Regions from separate parts of the Homo sapiens genome. Here regions 1, 2 and 4 are each linked to region 3. The links are chromatin loops, found by intact Hi-C in ENCODE. Cell type or tissue: prostate gland. All regions are shown on one strand.

The links. A loop is a pair of places that touch in the nucleus more often than their neighbours do. Peaks named below come from ENCODE experiments on the same cell type or tissue, not always from the same donor. Only the 100,000 strongest peaks of a DNase experiment are listed, where the experiment ranks them.
Region 1: a loop joins it to region 3, with 3 times the contacts of the local background. A loop is called at or near these places in 2 of 110 quality-filtered maps.
Region 2: a loop joins it to region 3, with 4 times the contacts of the local background. A loop is called at or near these places in 3 of 110 quality-filtered maps.
Region 4: it touches region 3 in a loop (4-fold over the local background); 42 of 110 quality-filtered maps call a loop at or near these places.

What each region holds. Positions count from the first base shown.
Region 1 is chr3:89,311,030-89,319,029 of GRCh38, forward strand. All of the region lies in intron 3 of EPHA3 (EPH receptor A3), which reads left to right. Among named protein-coding and RNA genes, the nearest start is that of EPHA3, 210 kb to the left of the region's middle. In prostate gland, no CTCF peak of the experiment used is centred here; no DNase peak of the experiment used is centred here.
Region 2 is chr3:89,208,796-89,216,795 of GRCh38, forward strand. It overlaps EPHA3 (EPH receptor A3), which reads left to right. Exons shown (of 17, transcript NM_005233.6): 3 at 1,065-1,725. Among named protein-coding and RNA genes, the nearest start is that of EPHA3, 110 kb to the left of the region's middle. In prostate gland, no CTCF peak of the experiment used is centred here; no DNase peak of the experiment used is centred here.
Region 3 is chr3:89,110,972-89,118,971 of GRCh38, forward strand. All of the region lies in intron 1 of EPHA3 (EPH receptor A3), which reads left to right. Among named protein-coding and RNA genes, the nearest start is that of EPHA3, 7.4 kb to the left of the region's middle. RefSeq lists a silencer at 3,713-3,822. In prostate gland, a CTCF peak has its summit at 3,809; a DNase peak (open chromatin) is centred at 3,800; H3K4me3 peaks cover 999 bases; H3K27ac peaks cover 4,389 bases.
Region 4 is chr3:88,215,033-88,223,032 of GRCh38, forward strand. No RefSeq gene overlaps it. Among named protein-coding and RNA genes, the nearest start is that of C3orf38, 69 kb to the left of the region's middle. RefSeq lists an enhancer at 4,332-4,501. In prostate gland, a CTCF peak has its summit at 4,434 (motif pointing right); no DNase peak of the experiment used is centred here.

The DNA.
Region 1 (8,000 bases), 200 kb after region 3:
ATAGTGGTACTGCTATAAAGGTCTGTAATGAAGATTAAATAAAATGCTGGAGCGATACCTGGCAAACAGTAAGCATTTTACAAATGGTTGCAGTTATTATTTAAGAAATTATTTTAAGGACAAAAAGTGTATACATATATGATGCCCCTCCCTATGTTATAAAATTAAATAAAATGCATTTCAGATTATGGATTACAAAGAGAAGAAATATAAAATGAAAGCATTTAACGTCAACACATTTCCCTTTGTTCTCCTAACTATGAAACTTGATAAAAGAGTGCTGACATTTTGAAGAAATGGACTTTTTGGTGAATATTACAATTTCTTTGTTCTTGCTTTTGACATTTACTATTTCAACCAACAATCTAAGTGAAACCATGCAAACTTTGGTGCCTAAAATAGGGACAAAAGGTGGTGGTGTGATTTGAGTAACAGAGGAGGATTTTAAAATTCTGCATTTTGTTTCCATATATATCATGTACTTAGCCTGGAAAGAAATAAATTATAATCATAATTGAGTCAAGATATTTTCAGAATTTTGAGACATGCTCAAGTTTAACATTCTCTCCAGTGCTAGCCAAAGGACCCAATGGATTTAGAAGATTCATGGTCCAAGCCATCAACTGTCTCTTAAAATTCATGTTTATTATTCTGGCTTAGTGAATAGGGATTGTCTTTCTTCAGCAAATGCCAGCTCTGGAATTGTTTATTGAGTGTCTACATCATTAAAACTTCCAAGGGACTCTTTGACCTCAAGCGTATGTTTCCTTGGCACAGACACTTGTATTTTCAACACTTCGGAGCTGGCAATATAACTTGGAATATTTTGTATTTAATGTCTGAATAATATCCTGGGATTTGTTGTCCAATGTGAAATGGCCAAGAATATTGAAGAGTGGCTTTGAGGATGACACAAGTAGGTATGATTTTGTTGAAAAGGTGAGAAAAGAGGGGCACAGAAAACAAAAACAAAATCCTTAAAGAAAATTAAATAACAAATAAAAGACATAGAGGTAGAAGTATAGAACCTATATAGTTTATCAAATCTTTGCACCTCAGTTTTCTATGGTCAGCACATTACTCCCTATGTATTTCCTGGTTTCACTTCTTTCAGGACTTTTGGTCACATATATTTATAACCTCTGATAATAATATAATCAAAATGTAATGTAAACAATATTGCTGAAGGACTTAGTGCACTTAAAGATTATAATAATGTTTGTCTTTGATTTTTATTTATTAATTCCATGCATTTCAAGAAAACTCTGAAGTTGGGGAAGACGTTTTTTAGAGAAAGCTTAAAATGTGAGAGTTCATTCGCAGTTACGCAATTCTGGTTTTTTTTTTTTGTAGATTTATTAAGATTTTCTACATACACAGTCATGGTTTATGAAATAAAGACAGTTTTAATTATTCCTTTCTGATCTTATCTTTCTTCTTTAAATTGTGTGCATTTTGCCTCAGTTTTTTCCGTTTTTAGCTTGATATATTTATAAGTATTATTTTTTCTTATTATATTGATATTTTCATTATACCCGTTATAGTTTCTTTTCTTTTCAATTTTTATTTTAAGTTCAAGGATACATGTGCAGGTTTGTTACATAAGTAAACTTCTATCATGGGAGTTTGTTGAACAGATTATTTCATCACCCAGGTATTAACCCTAATATCCATTAGTTATTTTTTCTGATGCCCTCCCTCCTCCCACCTACCATGCTCCAGAAGGCCCCAGTGTGTGTGGTTCCTCACCATGTGTCCATACCTTCTCATCATTCAGCTCCCACTTATAAGTGAGAATATGCGGTGTTTGGTTTTCTGTTCCTGTGTTCGTTTGCTGAGGATAATGGCTTCCAGTTCCCTCCATGTCCCTGTAAAGGACATAATCTTGTTATTTTTTATGGCTGCATAATATTCCCTGGTATATATGTACCACATCTTCTTTATCTGGTCTGTAATTAATGGGCATTTAGGTTGATTCCGGGTCTTTGCTATTGTGAATTGTGTTGCAGTGAACGTATGTGTGCATGTGTCTTTATAATAATATTATTTGTATTCCTTTGGGTATATACCCAGATATTATTATTTTCCTTGAATCCGTTTTGTGCAATAATAGAGTTATGCCAATTATTTTATTTTACAATATGCATAGTAATCTTCTTTAATCTTTCCACTTTCAAATTATTTTTGTTTCTAAATTTAAAGTATCTATCATTTCTTACAGATAGCATATAATTGGATCTTGATTTTTAAATTTAATCTGACAAATTCTGCTATATGTTTGAAAAGTTTCATTCCCTCACATTTAATTTAAACAGTACATTTGGCTTTAGGTTTGCCATTTGCTATTTGTTTTCTGCTTCTCTCAATGATGTTTCGTTCTTCTGTTTTTCCTTTAATCTTTTGTTTTTGTTACACTGTTAGTTTAACAAAATGATTAGTAAATATGTAATTTTCAATCCTCCATTGACCTTCTTGCATTATCTGTTCATATTTTCTCTAGTGATTTCAATGTTTATCTGTAACTTATTACAATATACTTCAAGTGGGCACTAAATTACTTCTGGTTAAATATAGGAAATTTTCATAAGTCTATGTCCTCTGTAGGTTCCATGCTGTTGTTTCCATATGTATTATATCATATATTTTATAAAGCCAAATATACAGTCTTATGTTTACTTTAAAGTAGTCATGTGACTTTTAAACAATTTGAAAAGAGATATATTAGTGAATGGTAACAAAAAGTGAATAAAAGCAAAAATTATCACTTCCCCATTACACCTGTCATTCCAGCCTCTAAGTACTACATATTGTTGTTTAAAACTGTCAGCAGTAAAATAAAAAGAAATATTCTCTTGTTATCATGGCAGGTATATATTTTTTATAAAGTAAACTATTCTTTTAAGAATTTAAAATTTGATTTTTTTAGTGGGAATAACTTAGAAGTAAGTTAATTTTAATATTAATTTGATGCTGTATGTACACACACACATGAAGAATTAATGTTGTGTAATACTTTTCATTTGACTAGGCATCTCAACATGCCCTTGTCCATTTGGTTATATTTGAGGTAGCTGCTATCATGGAATTTTTCACAGAAGTCAAATATGTTTTGAGAGGTCAATTTCACTATCTCAAATCATATAGTCAAATTTCAAATTTTGTCAAATTTAGTTGCTATCTTCACCATAAAATAATCAGCACAAGGTCAAATTAATGTTTGCCCCTATATAAAAGCTACTTTTCTATTTTCTAAAGTTTCTGATCAGTATTTTAGGTTTTGTTTCTTCTCATAGTGATGTTAGAGGTATGTGACTAACTTTTTTATATAAATTATGAGGATCACATGGGGGCAAATAAGATTTTTTTTTCAAACAAAGATCTTTAATAGTGTGGGAATCAATGCTAATGTGATACAAAGCAATCTATACTGTATTAATCAAAGATCCAAAGCACCCTGATTATAAAGAGTGAAAGCTCATGCAAATAAATTATGAAAGAATACAAATGAAGACACACTTACATGACTGCCTCATTTCCAGAGCCTGGTGACAGTCCTGCTGTTCTCAGCATGCTGCTTCATGATGACCTCATCAGTAACATAAGATGCATTCAGCTATCTGGCACCTAGATGGCAGCCTACAAAATCTAAACACAGTGATTTCAAATGGACCATAAAGCCTGGCTAAAATCTTACAAATTAGTAATAGAAATACCTGTTACATCATGACATCATTTGGGTACACTCAGCAAATTATTCCCTGATGGAAATTATTTGAAAAAAATATATATGCAGTTATGCGTTACTTAACAACGGGAGTACATTCTAAGAAATGCATCCCTGGGTGATTTTGTCGTTGTGCAAATATCATAGAATGTACTTACACAAACCTAGATAGTATAGCTTACCACATACTTTGGCTTTATGGTGTAGCCTTTTGCTCCTAGGCTACAAATCTGTACAGCATGTTATGGCACTGATTAGTGTTAAGGAAATAATAACACACTGGTATTGTGTATCTAAACATATCTAAACATAGAAAAGGTATAGTAAAAATATGGCATTATAATCTTATGGGTCCACTGTCATGCACGCTGTCCATCATTGACTGAAACATTGTTATGTGGTATGTGACTGTATATATTACATATATGTCATATATATTTTTTATATATATGGTTTGTGTGTATACAATGTGTGTGAATGTGTGTATGCAAAATACTTATTCCATTTGTTAAAATATAATATCTTATAATGACAGTGTATGCCTACAAAGATGAAGGTGAATAGAACAGCAGTTAAGGAGCACGGTTTGTTTCTGAATCAACTATAGTATGTGATGAGACGTGGTGTAAGTGCTACAGTTCAGAGCTCAGGGAACATGAACACTTCAGGGCACCTTCAGGGATTAATGAAAGCTCTTTTTGTCCTGTGGATGATAGCGATTCATACAAATGTGTTACCATTGATTTGGCTTAAAAATCACATTTAATCATTTTTTAGGAGAATCTTCCCTAAAGCTAAATAAATATCACTATCCCTTTTGATTTAGGATGCTTGAAATCTGTGAAGAGAAATTTCCTTTTTAATAAAAAAAAAAAAAAAGCAATCTTGTCCACTTAACCATCTCAGCTTAGCAGTTCTGAAAGGGTTCTTTTTCTTCAGGCCTCATGCTGGATTTGCCTTGCAGTTAGTTTCATGGAGAAAAAGCAACAATGCTAAAATTATAGGTGCCAGTAAGTCTAATTGTGATAGATGATGCATGGTTTCAGAAAAGGGATTTATTCTTATTTCAGAATGTCAAATTTAGTTGACATTATTCCTTGAGAATGGAAAGTTAGGACCTGGATCCCCTGAATCATCTCTAAAGTATTATAAGAAAAATCTGTTCCCTGAGGTACTTATCAGTCAAGGGACAGCCTGAGTGTGGTGACCCACATGTAGAGTCAGGGAGAATGGATGAATCATAAAAAGGTCCACTTGAAATGCCTTTTTAAATACTTAATATAAATGTAAAAGGCACTCCTTGAAAAAATAACGCAAAAAATAAGTTGCCATAACCCACAGCTTGCCTGGGACAGAATATGAAAAAGAAAGCGTTCATCAGTGCTGTTTCAAATACTATAGCTGGCACGAAAGTAGGCACAGGAGGAGAAAATCACCCTGAATTATAAATGTTGTGTGCTATTTTCATGGCACCAGGTGGGAATGTTAACACTTAATCAGTCTCTCTGGCACTATTTCCCATCCATATTGCCAGCTTTATCACCATGAAAGATGCTTTGATCCTCTTCTGTGGTGTCAAAAACAACAGGCCACAGCATCAATGACATTCCAATCAGTGGGGCATCACTGCGCATTAGTTTCTATCAGATATGACGTTTCACTAACGCATTTTGACAACATCTGGTACAATACAGAGGTCTTTCAGAGTATACACTGTATATATATGTGTGTGTGTGTGTGTGTGTGTGTGTAATATATATATATATATATATATATATATATATATAGAAAAGGGTATATACCTTTTTCCTATGCCCTAAAAAGGAGATTAATCACAAAGCACTTCTCTTTTACTGTTGTAGATTTTGAAAGCAGGAGGAAAAGTTCTCTTTTAAATATGCTACAGTTTTCTCTTTGGTGATACTTAATGCTCTCTTATGGAAAATGAAATTCTTAGATTTCTAACATACTGGAGAGTTACCTTATGTTAAAACAATGCCTTTGAAAATAGGCATTGTTAAGATTTGCACGGAAGTATCAGTTGTGAAATATAACTGTTGTGTAATGGCAAAATCTTTCTTTTAGTAAGTACCTCCTTTGTATCAGACACTTTATGAATGGTCATTTCAATGTTCACAACCACTCTTTGAGGGAGATATTTTTGTACTCAGTATAAATATATGAAAATAAGTTCAGAGAGGCTGAATAACCTTTCTAAGATCACTTAGAAAGTGTCCAAACTCTGATGCTCCCTGAGATCCAACTTACCGTACCATATCCATCCTACTGCCACTCAAGGCTGCCCTCCTTTTTAAAATCTACTTAACCAAACGTTAAATTATTCTATAATTAGACAAATAGAAATTTTTGGCCATAATTAAAGGAAAAATGTTGCAACATGATATCAAATGATGGTTATAGAAAATCAGATTAAAATAGTTCAAAACATCTCAACAATTAGATTTTTCTCTTGGTTTGTCATTTCTTTTATTGTTTACTGATAAACTCACTAGGTTTATCAGCTAGCAGGAAGAAAGACAACAGGACTTTTCCTATTGATGTGGAGCAGATGCAAGATAGATCTGGAGCACAGGAAAATTTCAGATCTGGATGTGTTTAAATCTGGCCCTGCACTGCCAATAGGAAGAGCATGACATTACTGGCAAATGGGGGTGGAGAGGGATATGTGTAAATAGAGGGATAAAGCAAAGTAGCAAAATATTATAAAATGAACTCACAACATACTCCCTGATTCCATTAAGGCCAGTCTTAATCTCTATCTATACCATGATAAGCTGTATCTTGCCATATATTGACCTGAAAAGTTAGACCTATGATATATTGTAGGTAAAAAACAAATAATCATTTTTGCAGTATAACATCAAAGAAATGTTAAACCTTCCTCATTTCCTGCCCCAAATGTACACATTTTAAAAAGTAATGCAATATATTTATATTAATATATTCTATCCATTCAATATATAAAAGTTAGCCTAGACACTTTTATGGAATATTTTTACAATAAAAAAGTTAGAAAGAGAACATTTTGTATTAGATCAAAAATAATTCAAAGAAATGAGGTAATGCATTCTTTTGTATCACTTCTACATAAGCAATAGTCTTTGAGGTTTCTAAGTGGCTTAAAAAGAGATTTGATAAGTTAAAATATTGTCTTTTCTCATTTTATAGCCAGAGAAAAATAGTACTTGTCTGGAATATATATAATATTGCACACGGGGTTAATTAGGTTAGGAATGAATTAATTTGTAACAATTTCCGTTATTTGACAGGCATCAATAATATAGCAGCATATTACATGCGTTCCAGACATCAGCATACTTCCATGACCCAGTCAGATTCAATTTGGAAAAACCTTGGATCATATGAATATTTTATTATTGATTTTTGTAACATCATATTTTACAATCAGTTCTGGTCATAAAAGACCATAATAACTTGAAGAGATATTTTAGAAAGCCATATTGTTGATGAATGGAAAGTATGCTTTCTGCAGTGAAAAGAAAACTTACTGTCTTTTTCCTGAGACAAAATGTCAAGGTATAATTTGTACTTTATTAACAGCTATCAAGGAAGTTCATTTTCTGAGCAATTTTTTCATCCTTTGATTTGATATTTTGGGTGTGGGGCATGGGGGTATGATGATAGTTTGTATTTCTTGGTTGTCCTGGCTACTTTCAAATTCTTTTCATTTCAGACTATTTTCTGTTGAATGATTTGACTTCTCCTAAAAATCTTTCCGGTATCCTGGCCCTCAATCATTTGCACATAATAATCCAATAAAGTATCAAAGTTTGCAGTAAATGGTCAGACGGCCGGCCAGCTTGATACAGAAAGGTTATGTTGATGGTACCCATGTTTAAATGCATTTCATTTCCAAACACATGCTTACATTCAGCAGAAACCTAATTGTAGAACTTTTGCTTATGGAGATGCTAAGCATAATCTATTGACCACGTATAAAAATACAATAATGACATCTCTAAAGAATGGTAGAGTAAATCACAAGACTTGATATTAGTTATGAGTTTTCTTATACTGTCTGTATTTGAAAATGTGTAATACTTGACACAAATACTGTGTTAGTTACATTTAAACAATTTTGTGAAATCAGAACACACACACATCCTTCCCCAGAGGAGTGCAAATATTGATGTTCTGTAGGCTCAAAGAATGATTGCTCAAATCCACATTTCCTTGGTTTTCTTACTTACCATATGTTATTCAGAATATTTTGCTCTTAGTTATGCTTTTGATG
Region 2 (8,000 bases), 98 kb after region 3:
GGAACACAAATGTGAAATTCAAGAGTTAGAAAGTTTTTGCGTAAGTAACAGAGATCCCTAGAAAACTTTACATTCAAGAATGGCATGACAAAAGATGTAGTTTCCTGCAAGAAGTAAGCAAAATGGGGCATAAGAGGAAAGTATGGACACAGAGATAACAGAAACAACTGGTCTAATAGTTTTAGGATCATAAGTAACACACACTTACGATGCTAAGTTAAAAGCTTCTCAAAATTTGTCCTAAGGATCACAGAAAATAGTGCTTCACTGTTCTCAAAAGTCTGAATGCTTTTAAAGGTTTTTACAGTGATAAAAGTTGTTCTAAGATAACCTTAACTGCTATAACAACAAAACCCCAAATATCTATCTATTTCTTGACTAAGAAAAGATCCAATGTGGGTGCAAAAGGCTTTAAGAATCGAATGTTTGCCATGTCTTCTGTTTTTCACACATAACTTGGTTTTATATTTGGCGGGAAGCTGTGGGGTGAGGAACATTTCTATTTTTACTTCAAATTTTTTTTTCATAGTTCTGCAACACATGTCCATTGAAATGACAGTACATTAAAAAATGTCATGCATGATGATACATAGTAAAAATATCATTTATATTCACTTTATTTTACCTTATATCAATTTTACCAAAAACCTGGCACAAATTGGGAAAAGATTAATAAGCATGAATTTTAGGCAGTATTATTAATTTTTTCTTTTTTAAACTGAGAAAAACACCCAAAAACATATGAGAAAATAATATTATAGTGTCATTGGAGACAACTGATTTGAGGTTTTGATCCTGGAATGTTTGATTAGGCTCTATTAACTGCTAAGTGTCTTTTTCCTGAATATTCAACAAACTGTAACGCAATTGAAATGTGTTCATCAAAATTATAAATTACTTTATGTCCATTAACTCAGAGAACCTTGCAAATAAAAACTACAAACAAGAATGTTTTTAATGAGTAAATGATGATTTATTATATAGAGATGGCTCTGACACCCTTATGTTGTATTCGTTATTATCATTAATTCTGCCTCACTCTCTGTTTCTCTTTGATTCTTCAGTGGGAAGAGATCAGTGGTGTGGATGAACATTACACACCCATCAGGACTTACCAGGTGTGCAATGTCATGGACCACAGTCAAAACAATTGGCTGAGAACAAACTGGGTCCCCAGGAACTCAGCTCAGAAGATTTATGTGGAGCTCAAGTTCACTCTACGAGACTGCAATAGCATTCCATTGGTTTTAGGAACTTGCAAGGAGACATTCAACCTGTACTACATGGAGTCTGATGATGATCATGGGGTGAAATTTCGAGAGCATCAGTTTACAAAGATTGACACCATTGCAGCTGATGAAAGTTTCACTCAAATGGATCTTGGGGACCGTATTCTGAAGCTCAACACTGAGATTAGAGAAGTAGGTCCTGTCAACAAGAAGGGATTTTATTTGGCATTTCAAGATGTTGGTGCTTGTGTTGCCTTGGTGTCTGTGAGAGTATACTTCAAAAAGTGCCCATTTACAGTGAAGAATCTGGCTATGTTTCCAGACACGGTACCCATGGACTCCCAGTCCCTGGTGGAGGTTAGAGGGTCTTGTGTCAACAATTCTAAGGAGGAAGATCCTCCAAGGATGTACTGCAGTACAGAAGGCGAATGGCTTGTACCCATTGGCAAGTGTTCCTGCAATGCTGGCTATGAAGAAAGAGGTTTTATGTGCCAAGGTAAGAGCCTTCTCTATTTTTCTTTGAGCAATATTTCTCACCTATGAGTTTATCATAGTGTCATTAAATGAAATGCACTCAGTCTCAACTCACTTGGCAGGAAAACATGCCTCAAACTGACCATAGTCTATTTATGGACTAAAATTAATTCCATTTGATGTGGTAATTCATGCTTTGCTGTAGAAATATTAATGTATTTGATTATACAGTGCTGGCCTGCACCCTGTAATAGGTGTTATACATGCTATATTTAAGTTTTTCTGCTGTTTAATAACTAAGGTAATCTAATTCTAGACCACCTGGAAGAAAAACATTCTATCTCTTTTATGTAGAAAGTTGAGAAATCTTTAGCACTCAGCTAACCTAATTCTAACAGAATTAGATACTGTGGTGGTTATTTATGCTGGTGCTCATCTATCTCATAGCAATATTTACTTCATTGCTATAAAGTACAGTCTTTTCTTCACTGACATCTGGGTATCAAATACATGTTTACTTACAAGAGATTAGTGCTTTTAGAAGATTATTTGATTTAAAAATCCAGAGCTGATGCTTCAGTGTTTAATGTATACAGGCATGATTTTTAAGTGTCTTTTGCACCATGATTTGGCTCGTTTTAGTGCTCAAAAATTATTTGTATCATCCGTTAGGCTTGAATGCATATTTGATATTAATATAATATCACAGAACTAGAACTCTTTAATCAAATTAATATTTATTAAAATCGCTTTATATTTTAAGTGGAATCAATTAAAATATCATTTTATATAAAATTATGTATATCAGCTGTGCTATATCATATCATAATTTCACTTAATCCCAAAATTTACTTAGCATTAGGCAAGGTTTTATGCTTAAGAACACACTAAAATTGTTACTCAAATTTTAAATAAATAAATATATAGGAGAAGTTAAGTATATTGTCCTTGAAATTTTGTCCATTTTAATGCCCTTGCTTGCTGTTACACTCTGTCAAGTCTGGTGTTCTACTCCTGATCGCATAATCAGTCACTTTTCTCAAATGCAAGTGGAATAAATGAGACTACTTTGCATATAAATTGTCCTCTTTAAATCTGGACAGAACATAATATTTTGCTTTTGACTGTAGACATGGTTCACAGAATAAATTCCTCTTCCTCTTCCTCTTCCTCCTCCTCCTCCTCTCTCTCCTCCCCCTCCCCCTCTTCCTCTTCCTCTTCTTCTTTTTCTTCTTCTTCTTCTCCTTCTTCTTCTTCTTCTTCTTCTTCTTCTTCTTCTTCTTCTTCTTCTTCTTCTTCTTCTTCTTCTTCTTCTTCTTCTCCTTCTCCTCCTCCTCCTCTTTCTTTTGGCTAGGTAGGATAGGAAAAAAGAAAGCTAAGAATAGTAAATGGTAAATTTTTCTCTTTCAATGACTGTTTAGAGAGAGAAAATAAAGGAGGGTAGAAAGAAATATTGGCGACTAAAGAACGATTTAAGAATCGCATGCCAAACAAACTCCAAGAAGCACCAGGAAGGTAAAGAGTACTTATTACAATAAATTTGGTGAAATAGAAATGCATATAAAAATAACTATGCAAGCTTAAACTGATAAGGAGTGGTATAAAAATTAGTAAGGAAGGTAAGAAAATATGTGTCATACCGTTTACTAGGAATTTATCTAATATATTTTAAAATATGACTTTTATTTAAATACATTATCTCTCATATTTGATGAAAGAGAAGGATACTGTAATATATTTTCTTTAATTTACCATGTATATAACTTAAAATTTATTTGGACCATGTTTCTGGGATCTGGGCAGACTTGCTGGATTTTGACAGCATGGTCAAATGGCAGGTGGGGTTGTTTTTTTGGGGAGGATGTTCATAAACCTCCTTTTAAAAGGGTAACACTGAAAAATTAAAATTATAAAGTGACATACTAAAACTGAGTCATCTGGCATTCACTTTCAAGCATTGACAATATTTTACTTGATTTTTTCATTTGGATATTTCATATTTTTTAGATCCCAGCATAACTCTTCTTACTGGTTTTCTCTTTTTAAGATTGGAAGTGTGGGAAAATTTTGTATTAATACCAAGGAAACATCATGATTTTTTTTTTTTGTTCTTTTTAATCCAGCCTAATGAATTATGTTATCTGTTTTGGTTTAGTTTGGAGGGGAGAGATGAGGACGCTAATGGCTTTTTATATAGTCAGTTAATTACATTTGAGCCAGATAGCAGAAGGTTACTATAAATATTCCTTCTCATATAAACTTTGTTTAGACTTAGTGTACCAAATACCTTATTAATGTCACTGAAGAATTTGTTGCTCTGTGCTTTATCTCTGCACATTCATTGTGGAATGCTAACTTTATTCCTTCTTCTTTTACATTAGCAGCTAAATAGAAAAGTGTGTTTGATGTGATGTATGAAGACACCTAGACTTTTTGATGACTATCCAAAATTATATTTGTTTTACTTCTGACTTAGGATACCAGTTCTTACTCTCCACTCATTTCTCTGTTAATTCAGAAACTCTTAAAACAGCTGCCAAAGTTTCAATAACAGGATAATTTTAAGACTCTGCTTGCTCTGACAGAGGCGCTAGAGAAAATTGAAAACCTTAGTATATTCTTCACACCTACTAAGTCTGTGTGCACAATCAGAAGGCACCCTCTGGAACTGCAAGGTGCTCATGAGTGTGAATGAACTCAGAAGCATTCCTTTCTAGTTGTTTTTTGCCTGGAAGTTCCTTAAGGGGAGACACCAGAAATGTCTTTTCTTAGAAACATCTTGCTTAGAACATAGCAGAATCTAATTGAGTAGGTTCTCAAGTAGATACCTATAGGATGTGTAATTACTGTGAGATTTCTATATTTCTATACCAACTATCCATTCTTAGAATAGAGGTCCTGAAGAGAATAGACTTTACATTATTTATCTTTGATTCCACTACGCCTTTCAGAATGCATTGCAAATAAAGATGTTAATTTTATCTAATTTGAAATAAACATATTTGATTATTAGGTCACATACAGTTGCAGCCAGGCAATAATAGATTCATCTGACTTCTCGTTAGAATAACGAATAGATGATGAAGTAAAGGAATAACAAATATTTTTACGGTACCAAAGATCATACTTTTTTCTTTTATGAATTTATGATGCATATTATCTTTCTGCTTTAAAATAATCAATTGTTTCTAGATTAATACCTGTAATAAAGCAACCGTCTAAACAATTTTTGTAGATGCTGAAATAAATGTGGCATTTTTGTCCCTTAAATTTACTGATCTAGTGCTTAAAGCATTGGCTCACCTCGTAAAGACTACCCTATAATTATCGAGATTCTTACCTTCGGTTATGAAAAATTTCCTTTCTCTGAGGTTAAAATGACAGCTGTCTATTTCCTCTTTGCCTTTAGCAGTTATACATCCATTGTTTTTCCAACCAATGAATTTATTTAAATAAAAAGTATGGCACTGATAAGTAATAAGATAAATAACTTTAATATAACAAATTAAACAGATACATTATAGCTTTATAATAGCTATCAAGCCTCTGATTTATACAAGATTCTATGTCTTCTCATCAATTTATGTACATGAGCCTAATGCCAAAAAAATTTCTGCACTTGTCTTCAAATTACAGTTTGCATTTAATTGTTCTATTTAGCCAAAAGCTCTTGTCACTAACAAGTGTTTGAGGGCTTGGGCTTAGGAGTCCTAGGAATGCAGCTTATTAATTTTGTGGCTAAACATTTTGAGCCTTAGTTTCTTCATCCACAAAAGGGATGGGCTTCAAAATGGCCAGTGGATGTATTGCTTAGTCCACTGCACAATATACAGCACTAGACACAAGGTATTTGAACGTCATTATTTTCAGTCATCAGAATCCCTGAAATGTGTTACCTTCCTTGTTTTCTTGTTTCAATACATTTTAGAACATTTAGATATGATGAAATCACCCATTCAACAGCTTACCTTAGACCTTAGACATATTTTAAGAGATAAAACATGTATTTAATGAATGTATATATTTGTGTATTCATTATTTATTCATTGATTGCCCACCTTCTTCCAAACAAGGATCCAAAAGGATTGTGCTTTTCTAAAGAGACATTTTTTTTGTTCAATTAAACCTCTAGTCTATTAAACCATGGGTGATATTTCCTCCATTATCTTATTGTTAAGTGTTATTTTTCTTCCAAACAGCAGTCACGCTTGATTTTTCCCATCTGGTATTGGACTCAGTCTCTTTTTTTTCATAGTATGAATCTTCCCACTGATTTTTCCAAAGTGCCTTGAGTTTATAAATGCACATTTTTATATTGTATATTCAGAAAGACTTTTAGGTTTTAACTGGTTTGATTTAAGAAAGCATGATTTAGGAAATAAGCAAACAACTGCAATGCAAAAATAAAATTAAAATGCTACATCTCAAAAATGTTAAGCCTAGGTTTTGTTCATATTGTGTTTGTGTCCTAACATTCCTTCTATAAAAGACGAGTTTAGTTAGTTGGAAAGGATATACCAATAAATAATGCCCTTGCCTTGAAAGAATCATGTGAATCAAAAATAAGTAAGCAACTAAGAAAAAGAAAAATATATCTGTTGAAACATTTCACCTGACTCTGGATAGAGCTAACTTATCTATTTACTTTGCTTTAGGTAGTTATTATGTATACTTAAGAATGGCCCAAATACTATAAAGGCAGTGGAGAAGCAGTATAAGTTGTTTGAAGTATATGTCAAATGTGCTTACACGAATTATTATTATGTGATATTACTGGAAATCTGTGATCAAATTATGTGAGTGCACTATCTAAAAAGTAGTTAAAGTAAAAACTTATTTTTTAATATGAAAAGTGAGAGAAAGCAAGGGAATATATTTGGTTTGTGACTTCTTAAATATTGTAGCTCATTTTTGAGTCTCTATAAAAACAATATAAATTTAAACCATGGATTTGCAAGTTTAGGAAAATAGAAATGTGAATTCTTTGTTCTGTATATACTGCAAATCAGATTATTTTGAACACTCAGACACAATGTAATTGCAAACATGTTTAGGAGAAATATGTCTGTGGTTAAATTTAGGGAGTAGAGCAAATTCATATCTAAGCATTTGAATACCTCGTAATGAATAAGTTAAATGATCAGCAATGAACCACTATAACAGGCCTTAAAAATCACAAGAAGTTCCATAAATGTTAGTAACATTCTTACGCAGGATTACAATTAAATAAGACTTACAGTGTTTTAGTAAAATATGAACTGTTTTACCTTATGTGGGTTAACTTTAGTAATATAATCTCACCAATTCTGTTCAGAGGGAAAAAATCTTAAAACACATTTTCTCTTTAAATAGGCATTTCACTCTACTTAATCCCAACCTAAAAGATGATTTTATAGGTCATTATTAAAGTATACTTCTAAAGCTCTAATTTAACTCACAGGCATTCCTTATCAAATGGCTGTGGGGTATCTGCTTTATAGTATCAAGTTCTTTTCATTAAATTATTATTCTTACACTAAGTTCTTTGGGCTTTTAGATGCTTTGACTGGTCTAGTGTTTCAAATGTGCAAATAGTAATTTAGGTAATATCTATATGCCAAGTGTATAATCTTTGGGAAACATAAATAATGTGTCCATTAAGCAGTTTATTTGTTTGAGAGACTATGGTAATGTATGGGTTAATCTTCCCAGGACAGTATTCACTATGAGCATCTGAGGCATCAGAAAATAATTTTGGTTGCAGAAAAAAAGTAGCTCTCATTTTACTTGAAAGGGGTTGTTTCCATCATTTCATTTTCAGTTTTCTGTCCAAAGGAAGATAGAACATTGCTTTGTAGACAACTCACTAAATATCTATTAAATGTAAACTTACCTGTAAAGTGATTGAAATTGTCCAAGAAAAAGACATATCTAAACTTCTTTTTTCTGTGAAGGGTGGGATATTGGTTATTGTGAATATGTAAAAATTATAGTTCTCCTATCATCTTAATGAATATTATCTTGTCAGCTAGCTCGTGAATCTGCCATCATAATTTACTGTCAAGGCTGGTTGGACCCTAAAGAAAGTCTTGAAATTCCTTTTCTTTAACTTAAGGTGTTTTATATGGATGACCTTCCTTAGCTCTGATTTGCTGCGTGCCACTTTGTTAAACAACTTCTGTTAAAGCATACATGTTATATAATTTATGGCTTTTGTAAAGAACATTCATCTTCACTTCAAACTTATCCTTTTTACTCTAACTATTCAGATACTATAAAAGCTTCTGTGTTTTCAACTTTCAAGATGCAATGTAACCA
Region 3 (8,000 bases):
TCATAAATTGGATTAACATTTACCTAGAAAGCTCTTTATATTGAAAATAGAGTATCCAAAATAAAACTGAATAAAATTAAATATTCATATTTATATACTACTTTTTTAAAGACTTTTTTTAGTAGCTAAGACACTATTTCTATGAAATGCATTTCCCTAAATATAAATATTCTAAATACTAGAGGAAACTATGCAATTGTTTAAAACTTAAAAGTAAAACTTGCATATGAATATTATAAGCTTCCCTTTGAGTAGTAGGCAAATGTTGGAGAAAATAAATAATCAATTTTTTCATTTTTAAAAATTACAATAAATTGGCATCACTTTTCATATATAAACACTTTTCCTCAAATAAGAACACACTGTGATTAAAACATTAATAGAGAACTAAGCTATCATATCATCTTTATAAGTTTTTTTGGTTTGGAAGAGGGTTTACATTTGCTTTTCATAGCATTTCATCATGCTAGACTAAATAATTGAATGCATTATACATTTTTGTAATTTAATAGCTCTCCTAATAGCTCACCCCTACATCCCCCCCCCACCCCGCCTCCATGGTTAACTGTGCTATTTGCCTGAAGGTAGGAGAAACCTTATTTTCACTATTTTATAACCCACAACAGTTAACACTTGACCTAGGTCATTAACAGGATTATCAGCAAATTTGTTTAAGCTTTTACTGACAATCTGAATTGCTACGATAATATTTTGAATGTCCCGTAAAGAAACTTTTTGTAACCTCTCAAAATCTATCACAAAATTAATTCATTCTGAATCTATATCTTTGTAAAGACTAGTATCTATAATAATAATTTGAGTGGTGAAAAGGTTCACTCGGATACCTCAATCTCTTTATTTTTATGTTTCATAATCATACTATTCCAGTCCTTGTCATAAATGAGCAATTATAAACTCTTTTAGATATTACATCTTCTAGTAATAACAATAGATTTATCAATACAAAACAGTTTCACTGTAACTATCAATATTTTTAATTTTATATTTTTAAATTATTGTTACTGTAGTTGATAGGGTTTTCTTTGCCTATTTTAAGGTTAAAAGTTAGTTGGATATACTTCTAATTCAGAAGTGACTGGACTTATAAAAGGGGAACTACATGTAATAAAACACCATTGCCACGTGTTAGATCATGGTTGTATTTTATATAAAGTTGTCTTTCCATGAAACACTAGAAATTGGGAGCTATAATGAAAAACACTTTAATACAAAAATTTAAAACAAAATATTGTACAGAATCAGATCTTAGAGAGTTATTTTTAACATTTTTTAGTAGGTTTAGGAAGTTTTTGGTAAAGTTTTTCATTTCTTGAATTGAATTATGGTTGGCTCGTTGGTCATATTAACAACTTAGTAATCTCACGTTGCTCTTAATAAGTTTATTATTAAATAAATGATTTAGTAACATTCTTTATGTATTGCCTACATTTAACATTCAAACTTTGGTGTGTTCCTTAAGGGTCCGACCATTTTTAATACTTTTCCACAATAAATTTCTTTCTAATGTTAAAATCCTTTCAGAAATTTAAATTTTTTTCGGAAATAAAATATATGCAATTTTTAAATATCAAATAGTTACTTTTGCAAATGATTTTTAAAGGCAAAATATATTTCCAAAATATATTTGATTTACTAATTTCAACACAAATGAAAAAAAAAAGAAGTGTTCTTGAAAGTTACATTTTCCAAGTCATAAGATCTTCAGGAAAATATTAATAAAACTTTCCTCAAATCATCAAACTCGATAAGGTTTTATAGACATTTACTAAAAAAAATCTGTGATCTGGGCTACTTTTTATTTGAATCATTCTTTCAATGATTCGGTTTGGCATAAATACTAGATATAAGGGGAAACGTGTATTTCTTGGAAGAACATTAAGTTTTACAAGTTATTTTCTGTCAAGATCCTCAACTTTATTTTTTAGCCTGCACATTTTTTCTTTAAAATATTTAATAAACCTTGTTCCTTTAATTCCTGTTTGAGAGAAGATTTAGAAGAACAGATGCAGGTGTCTCCTTTTGGGTTCTGTTTTCAGAGATCTGGATTTTATCATCACGGAAGGTCAATAAAGGGCTTTTACCAAGTACACAAGTAGCTTTCCACAGATTTTTTAAATAAAGGGTTGACCAGTAGTGTGAAACATTCATTATATTATTCATCCAGTTATACAGAAAACCAGGATTAGAAATTTACTTCTCAGAAATGTGGAAACCTTAGCTAACTCTTCTGTAACAACTTTAGAAATATTAGTAAAAGCAATATTGTGACATTTATAAAATGCAAAGTCTTCCAAGTCACAAATCAATCCACCTAGGAAGACATCCCTCAGTGTGTTCGGGGTGTGGATACATGTGCGCCACTTGCTTGATTTCATTAAGTCTGTTCCCAGCTGCTTGGTATCAGGTAGTTCTTGGAACCTGGCAGGAGGTTTTCTCCAGGAAAATCTGAAAGTCAGCAAGTTTTAGTTTGCCTCCTACCAGCTTCCTTTGTACAAAAAAAAAAAAAAAAAAAAAAAAAAAAGAGGGGAGGGTGGTCGATTACAAAGAAAAAAGTTTTTGCAGGAGAAAAGAAAATAAAAAAAGTTGATTAGAAAACTGGAGAAGTAGAGAAAAGCAAAGGTTTTAAAGCCAATGTTAATATATAAATCATTTGCTTAAAAGAAAGGCATTTATCACGTAAAACATCTGGCTAATCAATTTTTATTAAATCCCTAAAAACCCCGCACACTTAAAATGGGGTTGAGGTGGGGGGGGGCTGCATTTCTTTGTTTCTCCTCAAGTTTACACACTTTTGATTTTTTCCCAGAAGAAAATATTTCATCCAGGAAAGTTTTAAGAGTGACAGCCAAAAAATGCTAAAATGCTTCCCCCTTTGAATGTCTGGACGAATGCATGTGGAGGGGTGGACAGAATCAAAATCAATTCAGCAAATAAAGCCTCAAATTTGAAGTGATGTTATTAAACTAGAAGCCCTGAGTGTGAACATCCCCCAACCCTTCATTTTCTAAATCATGTCCCGCTGTTCCAGTCAAAGCAAAGGGTGAAAATCCACATAATCCAAACCAACATGGTGAAGTGAGAATAATAGGTGAGGAAGGAGGAGGAAAGCAAGTGGCAGCACTGTACAAACAAACTGTTGTGAATATTCCTCGCCATGGACAGGAGTAGCCACAGGAGGGGATAACTGCCTTTCTTCTTCTTCGCCTTACACTTTCCACATTTGATAATGCAAATTCATTAAATTACAAAAGTGTGTCATGCGAAATTTTAGCACAAAGCAGAGCCGTACGGGTAGAGACAGTAATGTGGCAACAGGGAGATGAGCAAGTGTTCCTTGCTGCCACCACACCCACCATCAGGGTGTCTTAACCACAAACTATTCTCCGCTAGGTCCAGGCTCGTTGGTGCAAAGGGAAAACAACGGTGTCTCTCAACAGTTCACTGCTTGCTCACTCTGCATCAAATTAAAGATGAGATCATAAAAAAACATCTCCGGGTGCGCGTAACGCAGTCTCAGCCCTCTGGAGGCCAGTGGGTTCTTTGTGCACAAGTCTCTCCGCGCCTGGCTGCCCAAGTCAGTTCCCGGAGCGCGACCAGGGTGCCACGGCCTCCGTCCCGAGGTAGGGTGGGTGGGCGAGCGCAGCCTGATGCTCTTTTGCTCCGGGTTTCTGCCCCCGGGCGGACGGTGTAGACTCTGTAGCGAGCGGAGAGCGAAGGTGCAAAGTTAAGCGAACACGAGCGCCAGGAGGAGACTGGAGCGCGCGAGAGGCAAACGTGCGCCCTCTGCCTGCTGCCGCGGATCTGCTGGCACTGGGAGAGCACGGCGTACTCCTTGCCACCTGGACCCTCCTTACCTGGGCGTCAGTAAGACGCCAGAGAGTCCATGCGCCTTGGACGGGCCTGGCAGGTCCTGACCTGAGGAATAGACTTTAATTCAGGATCTACGATCGCCCTGCCGCCTTTCGCATTGCTGTCAGCTAGGCTTTTCAGTTTGATGTCTGGAAGTGGCGTGTCTCTTTTCCATCCATTTTCATGGGTTCACCAGGTGACAGCCAGGGGAAGGAGATATTCTGCAAGGTTCGCTGCCGGATTGAGAAAGCATCTCTTACTGGGTGCGCTTGGTTGAGACTCACAGGAGTTGCCTCATACGCCCTGTTGTGCAGCTTGCTGATTTCTAACCCTATCCCTTTACTATTTCTTCATCTTTTGGGCATTCAACTCTTTTGGTGTCGCTAGACTAAAATGAAGAATATCTTTTTTTTTTTTTAGAAAAATTTTCTTTAAAACTACCTGCTAGTGCCACCTTTAGGCCCCTAGTAATTGCTGAGGGGATGTCAGTAAACTTTTCCCCTGTGCATATTCAAAAGTTGTCTGTGTTCTCCCAAAGCCCGTGTTTGACTGACACCATTTTATTAAAACAGGATTTTTCCTCTTCCAATATTGGGAGTAAACATGGAATGGGCAAGAGAGGGTTTTTGGGAGCTGTGCTATCGAGATAGCTTGGTGGGTGGATGATCCTGATGTTTCTGTGGCTGTGTTAGAACTTCAGTCTTTTTCATAAAAGATGATTTTGTTAAATCCTGTAGACTTCAAGACTAATATATCCTCAGTGCCGTGTTCAACACTGAGAAAATAATTGCTCAGTGCTCTGCTGGCAAATAGATTTTTCCCTTACATTATCATTCACGACTTACTGAACCTCATTTAATCGTTAAAGCAGCCCTAAAATAGGTAACATAATGTTTCCCATTGTTACAACTGAGGAAACTGAGAAAATGGATCATAATAAAGCGGTAACTAAGCCAAGCCCTCTCTCGTCTTTGTCTTTTGATTTTAACCTCATATGTTTTCTCCTAGACACAAATGACTATGAACTAGGGAGGCATCATTGTCAGGAAAAGCACTAGCTTCTCAACCTTAATCCCAGTGACTGTACTAATTTGTCTTCTGACTTTGCAAGGATAATTTAGAAACATTCAGAAATTTGTAGTGAAAAATTGAAGAAAACCATATAAATGAGGGTACTTTGGAACTGTAGTTACACTCATAAGTTATGATTATCTGCGTGTGGGGGGGACCCACTAAGAAACTAAGTTAAAGGAATTTGTTGTGGACAGAAGAGTAGATGAAAATATCTGTGATGACTTTTCTTCACACGTTCTTACCTCTGTGTTCCTTTCCTGACACTCAAACACTCCTTTCATCACCCTGGAAAGAAGATTTTGTCAGGAATTCCATACATACAGATAGTGAGGAAATTGTACAATATAACCAGAGTGTGATTATTTAGGGTTATGTGTAATAAAAATGAAGTGTGAATTAACAATTGGAATTATCTTAAAGGTCAGTAATAGGAGAAAATAGAACATGGTCCAAAAAGTAGACTTTAGTCTCTGTGGAAATTTCCCCCCGTTTAAAATATAATTTTTAAATTGCTTAAGATGAGAAAATAAATTTTAGTGATTTAGCTCTTCTTTCATAAAAGCACTTGTATTCTATTTAACTCCTGCCATTGAGAAAAGGTAGCTAAAACAGGCTTTTGAAAGGTAGCAAATTAAGTTGGGGGCAATTATATTTTTCATGTGGGTATTTTAGCACATATGTTTTGCATTAATTGCTGCAATAAATTCTGTTAACCTGGCAAAGAGCAAAAATAGCATATTGATGACATCAGGCTTCCAAAGCAGAAAGCAGCTTTTAGTATCTTGCTGTCTTCACTGTAACATTAAAAAAAAAAAAAAAAAAAAAACTAATGTGGTGGTTAACCAAAGAGTTAGCCATTCTTTCAAGCTATTGGCATATTTTCCATGAACAAAGTGAAGAATTAGCAACAAACTTTTTCCCCCTTACTTCCAGAGAATTCATGTCAATTACTCATTTTCCTGTTATTTGATTTTTTATATTCATATTTGTTACTCATTTTCCTATTATTTGATTTTTTTATATTTATATTTGGGTTTTCAGAACTCTCTCAAATCAAGGCAAATGTAAACTGACTTTAAAGGCTCCAAACTGAGCTGTCTTCCCTTTTAAGACAAACATCTTGACTGATTACATAGCAGGGCCTCAAAAGGGACTTAAGCAAATAGAGAATTGTGGGTTAATTTTATTACTGAGAAGTTTAGTTGGTCAATATCAAAACTGTTTCTTCTCGATTTTTAATACATTCATTTTGAGAAGGTTAATATAGGTTTTTTCAATTAATAGTTAAGAAAAATAGATGAATAAGATCTAAAGGTCCAGTAAGTGTAAACTGCCTCATGTAAGACTTTAAAATTTTACTTTTTGCCTATGATAAAGTTGATTGATTTCCAATCAACAGGAAATTGTAACATTTCCTATCTACCTCAGACTGACTAAGGGGAACACAGAGCAGCTTGTTAGCAGTTAACATGTATTTATTTCCTGATTTTCAAACGCAATTTAGCAATTAATAAAACTGTATAGCTTTTAAAGGGATATATTCTTTCATTGCATCTGATGGCAGTCTTCACACTGAGGGAAAGTCTGGGAAGCTAATTTGCAATGTCTTCCATGTGGATTATCTAACTAATCCTCTGGGTAAGCAAAACACCACTCACAGGAAAAGTCTATTTGCAGCACTGTGTGGTGTGTTATATCACCAACAGTATTGTCCTCTTACAAAACTGAGCTATTCCCAAACTGTAAGCAAAATTTAATGAATAAATATATACCTTTTGACCTCATTATGGCATAATTTTTTTTTGAATTACAAACAGGTGATGTGAAAAAAACAAAAACAACCATTGATTTATTTGTCACTATCTAATCTTGTTCATTTTCCCCAATTGTCCTCTAATCATCTATAATATTCAAAGGTGGCAAAAAGGCTAGAGTTATATACAAACTGAGATTTCTTTCCCCCTTGAATAAGTCACAGCTGATCATGGTAGATTTTGCTTTTTTTACAGAATAAAAGAACTGACAGCATCATAGAAAACTAGAACTAGAATTAAGTCAGATTGTTACTCTTTTATGAAATCTATAAACACCACCAAATCTAGTAACTGCCAAATATTGGAAATATTTTCAAAGATGCAGTATAAAAGGACATAGTATTTTTCTCTTGGTTTACTTTTACTATCTGGTTTACTATAGATAATTTAATACTCATTTACATTCGATAACTCAAAAAGATAAACTTAGAGGTTTTATTATAGTGTTCTTGACACTTCTGATCTAAATTATGATTTGATTGTCCTTGTTCTCTGAAAAAGAAATTTCCATGTGTAATTATATGTATTTCATCTGGCTAAACTAGTTAATCCATGCTTAACAATGGTTTTTTTCTATATTTTCAGATACAAGTGATTTTCTTTGACATTTGTACATTGCATAAAGAAAATTTTTCTTATCTTTCAAAGTGATGTTCCAAATCATACTAAATGTTTTAATATTCCCACAAGAAAAATAAAATGAGAGGAAGAAAACTAAAAAGATATAAAATTAGTAATATTCCTTTAAATTTTTCTTTCCAAAGGTGATCCTTTGGAAATTAACTAAGCATGTTTTATTTTATGTTTGGCCAGGTGTGTAGTAGGTTTACTACCCTAACCCTATTAGTGAAAACTTTGGAACTCTAAATGTAATGACAAAGGCACAACTTTAAGAATCATTAAAATGAGTCAAGAAAAGGGTTGATATATAACTAATTGCCTGTTACATAATGACTCATCTTTCATATTATAATAATTTATTGTCTGTTTATTTACCAAACAGTACTTATCTGAGGATTAGTTACCCACTAGATTTTGAAAAAAAATATCTGCTAGGGAGTGGAATGCTCTGTGCTCTTGAAGATGTCAAATTCAATGGGATAAATGAATCTAAAATAAATACTTATATAAAAATTGTTATAACATAGATATGAAAATTATGAAAATATGATATGAATCTTTAGTGGAGGGTGCAATTTAAGTCCCAGAACAGAGTCCCTGAGAGACAGGGAGAATTTTTTT
Region 4 (8,000 bases), 900 kb before region 3:
ACTGGAGTTGTGGAGAAATAATGGAGATTTCACATTAAAAAATAATAGGCATTGAGGCAAGGAAAATATTTAGTTTAATATAAAAGTAATAATTTTTCCTTAGTTCTTTCATTTACTACTAGCTTATCTTTTAAAATATATCTAGCATGTATGTTTATAAAATATAGAACATCACATAGAAATATATCACCTTTCTCTAAAGCAATGTTAAGCTTTCATCATTCATTTGTTCAATCACTAAATACTTATTGAGCATCAACTATGTACCAGGCACTGTGCAGGAGATGATAATAATAGATGGTGGTGGTGATGAGGAAGAGGCACACAGGTAGAAGAAAGCAAGGAAGTAAAGAAAACCAAAAGAAACAGCCAGAGAGACCAGGGAATTGGAGTATGTTGTCAAAAAGCCCTAAGAGAGGGAGTTCTTTTTTTTTTTTTTTTTTAGAAGGAGTGTCACTCCATCGCTGGAGTGCAGTGGCGCTATCTTGGCTCACTGCAACCCCCACCTAATTTTTGTATTTTTAGTAGAGACAGGGTTTCACCATGTTGCCCAAGCTGGTCTCAAACTCCTGACCTCAGGTGGGCGTCAGGTGGGATTACAGGTGTGAGCCACTGCGCCTGGTCTGAGAGTATTTTTAAAAAGTGTTTAACTGTGTCGAAAACTCTGAAGGAATTAAGAAAAAGGATACTGAACATTTTTCATTATATTTGCTAATGTGGAGGTCATTAGTGGCTTTGCAAGAATAGTTTTAATGGAATAATAAGAGCTAAAGCCAGATTAAAGGCCATTAAGAAGTGAGTGGAGACAGCCTGTGTAAACAATTCTTTCGAGAAACTTGACTCTCAAGGGCAGTACCTCAGAAGGAATATATAGTCAATGATTTTAGAAGTACATTAAAGGACCCAAATTATTTGCTTTTTCTCCCTTTGAGAAGAATTCTTTTAGTTATCCTCCCCTAGATTTTGGGCTGGCCTTAGTGACTTGCTGACCAATAGAATGTGGCAAAATGATGTTTCTTGGCTTCAGAGGATAAGTCATTAAAAACTTTGCAGCATCCACCTGGACTTCTTGGAGTTTTTGCTCTTGGAGCCATGAACCACCATGTAAAAAGTCTGAGAACTGAGATTATGTTCTGAGGAAGCCTGGGCTAGACACATGAAGAGGCTACATAGAGAGAGGTACCTGGATAGCTCCATCTGTTCCAGCCATCCTAGTGCAGGCAACAGGTCTTGAATGGAGAAGTCATTGTGATCGCAGCCTCAGCAGAAGTGATGTGAAGAACTGACAAACTCAGCTCACCAGGCCAAATGAGGCTCCAGACATATGGCCCCAGTTGAGCTATACCAACCATCTTGACTCTGCTGAAACATCCATTATTATGGAGCAGAGAAAAATCATTACCACTGTGCTCTGCTCAAATTCCTGATCTACAGTATGATGAACATAATAAAATAGTTGTTGTTTTATGTCATTAAATGTTGAGGAGGGTTTTTTCCACAATGATAAATAACTGGAAAAACCTTACACATAGTAGCTGTTCAACAAATATTTATTTAATTTAATAGTATGATTCACAAAAATTCAATTTATTTGATTTATTAAATGGAGCACATGCTTAAATTGGACATATATATAAAATGAAATTTTCTTAAGATGAATGTGTAATTCAGCATTCCAATCATTTAATTGGTCATTTGTCCTACTAGTCAAAATTGGTGAAAATTTTTATATTCTTAAATTATTTACACTCAAATTATTGAAAGTTTCTGTATTTTTAAAGCAACTTCTATATACCCAAATTTTGCAAAACGTTTGATATTGACTTGATCTATACTTACTTTGTTCCAAGAATTATTCTAAAGGCTTGATGTGTATCAAATCATTTAACCTAAGAACAACCATACCAGGAAGGTATTATTTTAATCCAGATTTTACAGAAGAATAAATGGAAGAACTAAGAAGTTAAATAATATTGTCAAAGTTGTACAGCTAATGCCTGATCAAACAGGGATTTGAATCCAGGTACTTGGGCTCCGCAGCTTCTGGTCTTGCTAGATGACAGTCCTAGCACCCGCTCCTTCCCCAACACATGCATGTTGTTTGAGTCCTTTTTTCTCAGCATCTGGATGAGAAAAAGTATAGTTGATGGAAGTCCTTGAGTAGCAAGATTGAAGGAAAGTGAAGGAAAACTTTGGAACTGGGGGCACTTCCCAGGCTAAGTGTAACAGTGATAGGTTAAGGAAAAGGAGATGGTTGCTCAGAAAGACGAAGTCAAAGAAGCTTCCTCTTTTGTATCTCAGCCCAGGTCTTATCTGTACTCCCTCCTGTGCTGAAATGATTGATCAACTGAGCCTAAGTCAGTTCCAAAATGTATTTAAGATATGCTCCAACATAAAATCTTTTAGTCTCCAACATAAAATCTCCTCCAACGTAAAATCTTTTAGTCTCATTTTACTTAGAGCTTCCTATACATTTTGGCTATGCTACATAAGGCCTGAATGTTAGGTCACACGTCCAAATACAATTTAATTGTTAAGCTTCGCAGTCTTACATACATACAACTCAATATTCACAGTCAAATTTGTGATAAGTACAACCTCCCCTTTCTCCCAAAGTGGCATAATCACTGAAATACAGGCACTATACTGTTCTTCAGGAAGTTCTTGGCAGCTTTCAAATACTCCTCAGCAACATTATCCCACATCAACCTTCAAGGAAATGACACTGGACTGCTACCAAAGCTTTGTTATGTGTTACCCAGAAATATGACTCTCAGTGGTGAATTCTTGTAACTTTCTCTAAATGGATTATTCCCATCTGGAGAAGCATTATGTGTTAAAGGTGACTACTGATAGAGGTGGCAAGAGATAATTCCATAGCAGGAAAAGCAACTTGCAGTATTTTTTATGTCAAATTGACTTTATCCTAGTGAAAGGATAGTATGTGAAATAAAAATATCTTAAAAATGGAATTGTATAAAGAATAAAATGTCTCTTTTTCTACACATTTATTGATATGATTTGGTGGTGTCCCCAACCCAATCTCATCGTGAATTCTGGTTCCCATAATCCTCACGTGTCATGGGAGGGACCCAGTAGGAGGTAATTGAATCATGGGGGTGGTTACCCTCATACTGTTCTTGTGATAATGAGTGAGTTCTCCTGAGATCTGATGGTTTTATAAGGGGTTTTCCCTCCTTTTGTTCTGCACTTCTCCTTGCTGTTACCATGTGAAGAAGGACGTGTTTTCTTCCCCTTCCGCCATGATTGTAAGTTTCCTGAGATTTCCCCAGCCATGCTGAACTGTGAGTCAATTAAACCTCTTTTCTCTAGAAATTACCAAGTCTGTGGTATGTCTTTATTATCAGCGTGAGAATGGACTAATACGTTCATTAGATTACATTTTGGATAAAGCAGGTGTGATCAGCAACACTCTCACCATCAAGCATATCTTTGCTGTAACTCCCTTTGAATAGGAAAGAAAGTATCATTGTATATGTGTATGTAGGCACATGTGAATTTATCATGTGGAGGAAGCAGGACAAAGAAGGGGAAGATGAGGCCATAAAAGACAGGCATATAGGCGTCTGTGCTGGGGGAGTAAGCGTAGAGGTGCAAAAGAAGAGGGAGATTAGTAAATAATAAAAGGAAAAGTCAGGTTGTAACAAGGGACTAGGATGGTGATCCTAGTTAGCGGACAAAATAGTTTCTGAAGGCTTCTGTAAGTGAGGATTAGACATTTTTATTGATGGGTACTTGAATTTTTCTCCTACTCTATTTTCAAATGAAGCAGATTAATATTCTTGCTTCTTATAAGAAAACTTTAGTTTCCAGACAGTGATAATTTTCACAGCATGAAAATGTTACATAGTCTTCTGACTAACCTCAGTTACTTAAGTATTGTAAGGTTCTATTTTCAGGTATCATCTGTTTTCAGATACTTTTGCTATAGTGATGCTTCAGGCATCATTTTCTTATTTTTAGGATACAATGGCCTCTGGGTTTCTGCCATTCATTTTCTGACTGTGGTATCCAAAACCATTCGAACAGAAGGTGCATGGTGGCACACACTCTCAGCTGTGGACCCGTGTCGTTCTCAGGCTTCCTCCTAAGGACAGAGCCCTGAATGTCATCGTGGGCCATGTGCTTCTGAAAGAGAGCTCCTCCTTTTCAGCCCTGGGGGATGTGTCTTAAGTAATGGTGATTCAGTTCACCCAGTTATTGGTTTAAGCATGTGCATGTCATGTGTTCTGGCCAATGAGATAGAAGGAAAAGTCATCTGGGGATGTGTCAGCTCTTAATTTATTGCCTCAGCTCTGAATGCATCCTTCGATACATGCTCTATGATCAATAACAGAATTCCTTTAAGATTTTCTCTTTAAAGTAAGTATGACACTAAGCATTCTCAGTAGAGGGCGCTGGAGAAACATCGTAGGAGGCAGAGGCTTCATGCAATTGCAGCCTGAGCTGAGGAGCGACTGTGTGGTTGTGGGTACTTGGAGTGGAACCTGCCTGAGCCACAGGTTCAGAACACGATTTCTCTGTGACCTTGTCGTCTTGGCCTGGAGATGAGCTGGCTGGTCTGCATGCAGCTGCCTGGGACCCAAGGGGTAGCCCCCTGTGCAAGCCCATTCCCACCAGCCCACAAGCTCTGAAGGTCTTTGCCCTCCACTGGGTGGGTGGGGGTGGGGTTGGGGCTGCTGAAGGTCTTTGCCCTCCACTGGGTGGGTGGGGGTGGGGTTGGGGCTGCCTGTTTGCCTAGCAACTCTAGATCAGTGCAGGTCTGGCTAAACTAGCTAACTTTCTTGCTATCCAGTGGCTGAAGCACACCTTTTCCAACAAGGCCTGGATTCCTCAGATTGTCCATGTCTTAAAGTCACTTTTATTATAGCTAATAATTTTTATTTTAAACTTTCTATATTTAACCTACTGTGTGATTTCTATCTCCTGATTAGATTCAGATTGCTACAGGGGGTTCCTGGGAAACAGCTCTTTAGTCATAAAAAGCAGTGAATGAATGAGTCTTCCCTTTTCTGACTCTGAATGTTAATACCATACATGTAACCCCCAGAACTACAGGGTTCATTTTTAGCCAATGGGAAAAGCCAAGGAAAGAACCTGGATTTCTTTTTTTAATTTTAAGTAGATATGAGGGTCTTGCTATGTTGCCTAGGCTGGTCTCAAACGTCTGGGCTCAAGTGATCCGCCCATTTTGGCCACCCAAAGTGCTGGGATTATGGGTGTGAGCCACTGCGCTCGGTCAGAAACTGGATTTTTGATGACATCATCATGCCCTTGATTTGACCAACCCTGCTGTGGTCCTCAAATGAGGTTGTGAGGGGTGAGGGTGGGGAGAAGCACATACCCTTATATTTAGGCTACTTGGGGTTGTGATTTCACTTACTTGCAGGACAAAGCACTCCAACAAAAATGTAAAATATTCCCTTGTTTAAAGTCATCATTAGTCTTACTTTCTTTTTTTTGAGATGGAGTCTCGCTCTGTCACCCAGGCTGGAGTGCAGTGGTGCAGTCTCAGCTCATTGTAACCTCCACCTCCCAGGTTCAAGTGATTCTCCTGCTGCAGCCTCCTGAGTAGCTGGGAGTACGGGTGACTGCCACCATGCTCAGCTAATTTTTGTATTTTTAGTAGAGACAGGGTTTCATCATCTTGGCCAGGGTGGTCTTGAACCCCTGACTTCGTGATCCTCCCGCCTCGGCCTCCCAAAGTGCTGGGATTACAGGCGTGAGCCACTGTGCCTGGCCCAATCTTACTTTCTTTAAAGCAGTCACATTGTCTCTTGGCAAGCCTGGTGAGAACATCAGTTGTTACCCTTTTCATTCATTAGATTATATTACCCATCTTGCTTAACAAATTCCAGAAGAGCTCTAGTTTCCTTTCATTGTCACAAATATTCAAGTTCCTCATATCACAAAGTTACATCAGCATTTCTTTTATTCTTTCAGGTTAGTTTTCTTTTTCTTTTCTTTTTTTTTTTGTGTGTGTGACAGAGTTTTGCTCTGTCACCCAGGCTGGAGTGAATTGGCGCCATCTTGGCTCACTGAAACCTCCACCCCCCAGGTTCAAGCGATTCTCCTGCCTCACTCTCCCAAGTAGCTGGGATTATGGGTGCCACCACCATGCCCTGCTAATTATTTAATTTTTGAACTTTTAATAGAGACAGGATTTTGCCACGTTGGCCAGGTTGGTCTCAAACTCCTGACCTCAGGTGATCCACCCGCATCAGCCTCTTGAAGTTCTAGGATTACAGATGTGAGCCACTGTGCCCAGCCTCCTTTCTGATTATGTTGAATTTCTACTAGTTTTTATGGCCAAAAAAAAAAAAAGCCATTGACAGGAAAGCCCTGTGAGTTATTTCTTTGGAGGATAAAACATGTTACATGTCAATTCTTCCTCAGAAACCTGGAATGGCCTCTCTTCCAGGAAACAGACACTTCCCTCACTTTCTAACTTCTCTACTTTCACACAACTGGGTATAATGCTTCAATATAAGGCTCTGCTTAGAATGAATACTATACACACACAAGTTAATAAAAAGAGAAATACAGCACTCCAAGGCCTATTGTCTCACACCACCTGTGTCCCATGATGAGTACTTATAATTTACATCCTTGATTAAAATAAAATCTTTCCACAGTGGAGTGGGCTACAGAGAAGAAATCTGCCATATGGCTTTTACAGGTGTCGTCTGCTCATCATATTGTCATGGCATGGCTACTTTGCTCCTTGTTTACAGTATGTAGTTACTGCAGTTTCCTTTGCTTTCTGTGACTTCCTGAGGCTTCCTCCAGAAACATTTCCAGCACTCTAAGTATCACCAGTCCCTCCCTGTTGGAGCTGGTGACTGCAAATTCTTTGTTGGAAGAACAAAGGTCTTAAAATAATTCTTCCCATTTCACTCTACTCAGTCATCCTCCTTAAGCCCCCTCCCCTGCTTAGGATAGTGCATCTGATTATTGCTTCTCCTGTCTCTTAATGCCAGAATCTTATCCATGAGCCCCTCCCTCCCTCCCTCCCTCCCTCCCTCCCTCCCTTCCTTCCTTCCTTCCTTCCTTCCTTCCTTCCTTCCTTCCTTCCTTCCTTCCTTCCTTCCTTCCTCTTCTTCACAGAGCAGCTCACTCCACACTCCTTAAAGTGAAACCCCGTCTCTACTGAAAATACAAAAATTAGCGGGGGCATGGTGGCACGTGCCTGTAATCCCAGCTACTCAGGAGGCTGAGGCAGGAGAATCGCTCGAACCCAGGAGGCGGAGCTTGCAGTGAGCTGAGATCGCGCCACTGCACTCCAGCCTGGGTGACAGAGCAAGACTCCGTCTCAAAACAAAAACAAAAACAAAAACAAAAACAAAAACAAAAACCACTGCTTTTATTCTGGGCACTAAGGGAACAGATGTCCCTGAATCCCTTCCCAGACAGACCTGGTGGCCTGCATAAATATACTTCCATCTTGCATACATATTCTAGAGAATGATGACATGCATGCTTTCTATGGAGCTACCTAGGCAGTTAGGCTGCTCTTAAAGTTCATCAATGCCTTACTCACAGGAAAGGGAGGTTCAGACTCCTTGAATGTAGAAAGTTAACTGGTGTTTGCCTCGAAAAAAATAAAATTCAGGACTTAGTTAGAGGAGCAGGAGAAAAGGAGAAAAAAATAGGGCTGCTTTTTTTTTTTCACCTGCAGTGCTCCTCCCTTGCAATGCTTAAGGACACCTGCTAGTCTAAGAAAATGAAGGGTAAGATCCTGAGTATTTAGTGGACTGTGAGAGGAAGAAGCCATCAAGATGGGATTGCGAATCCCAGAATCTGAAACTCTTCAAGAAGCCACCCCAGGGGAGTGTCCTCAACATTTGTGTGCCCAAAAATGTAGTGCAAAATCATCATAACAGATGACCTTCTGATCAGAAAAGTCTTGATATTTCACTTTTAATAATCAGAAAAATAAAGTCTGTGAATGTACTTCTTTGAAACTCATAGAAGCCTTC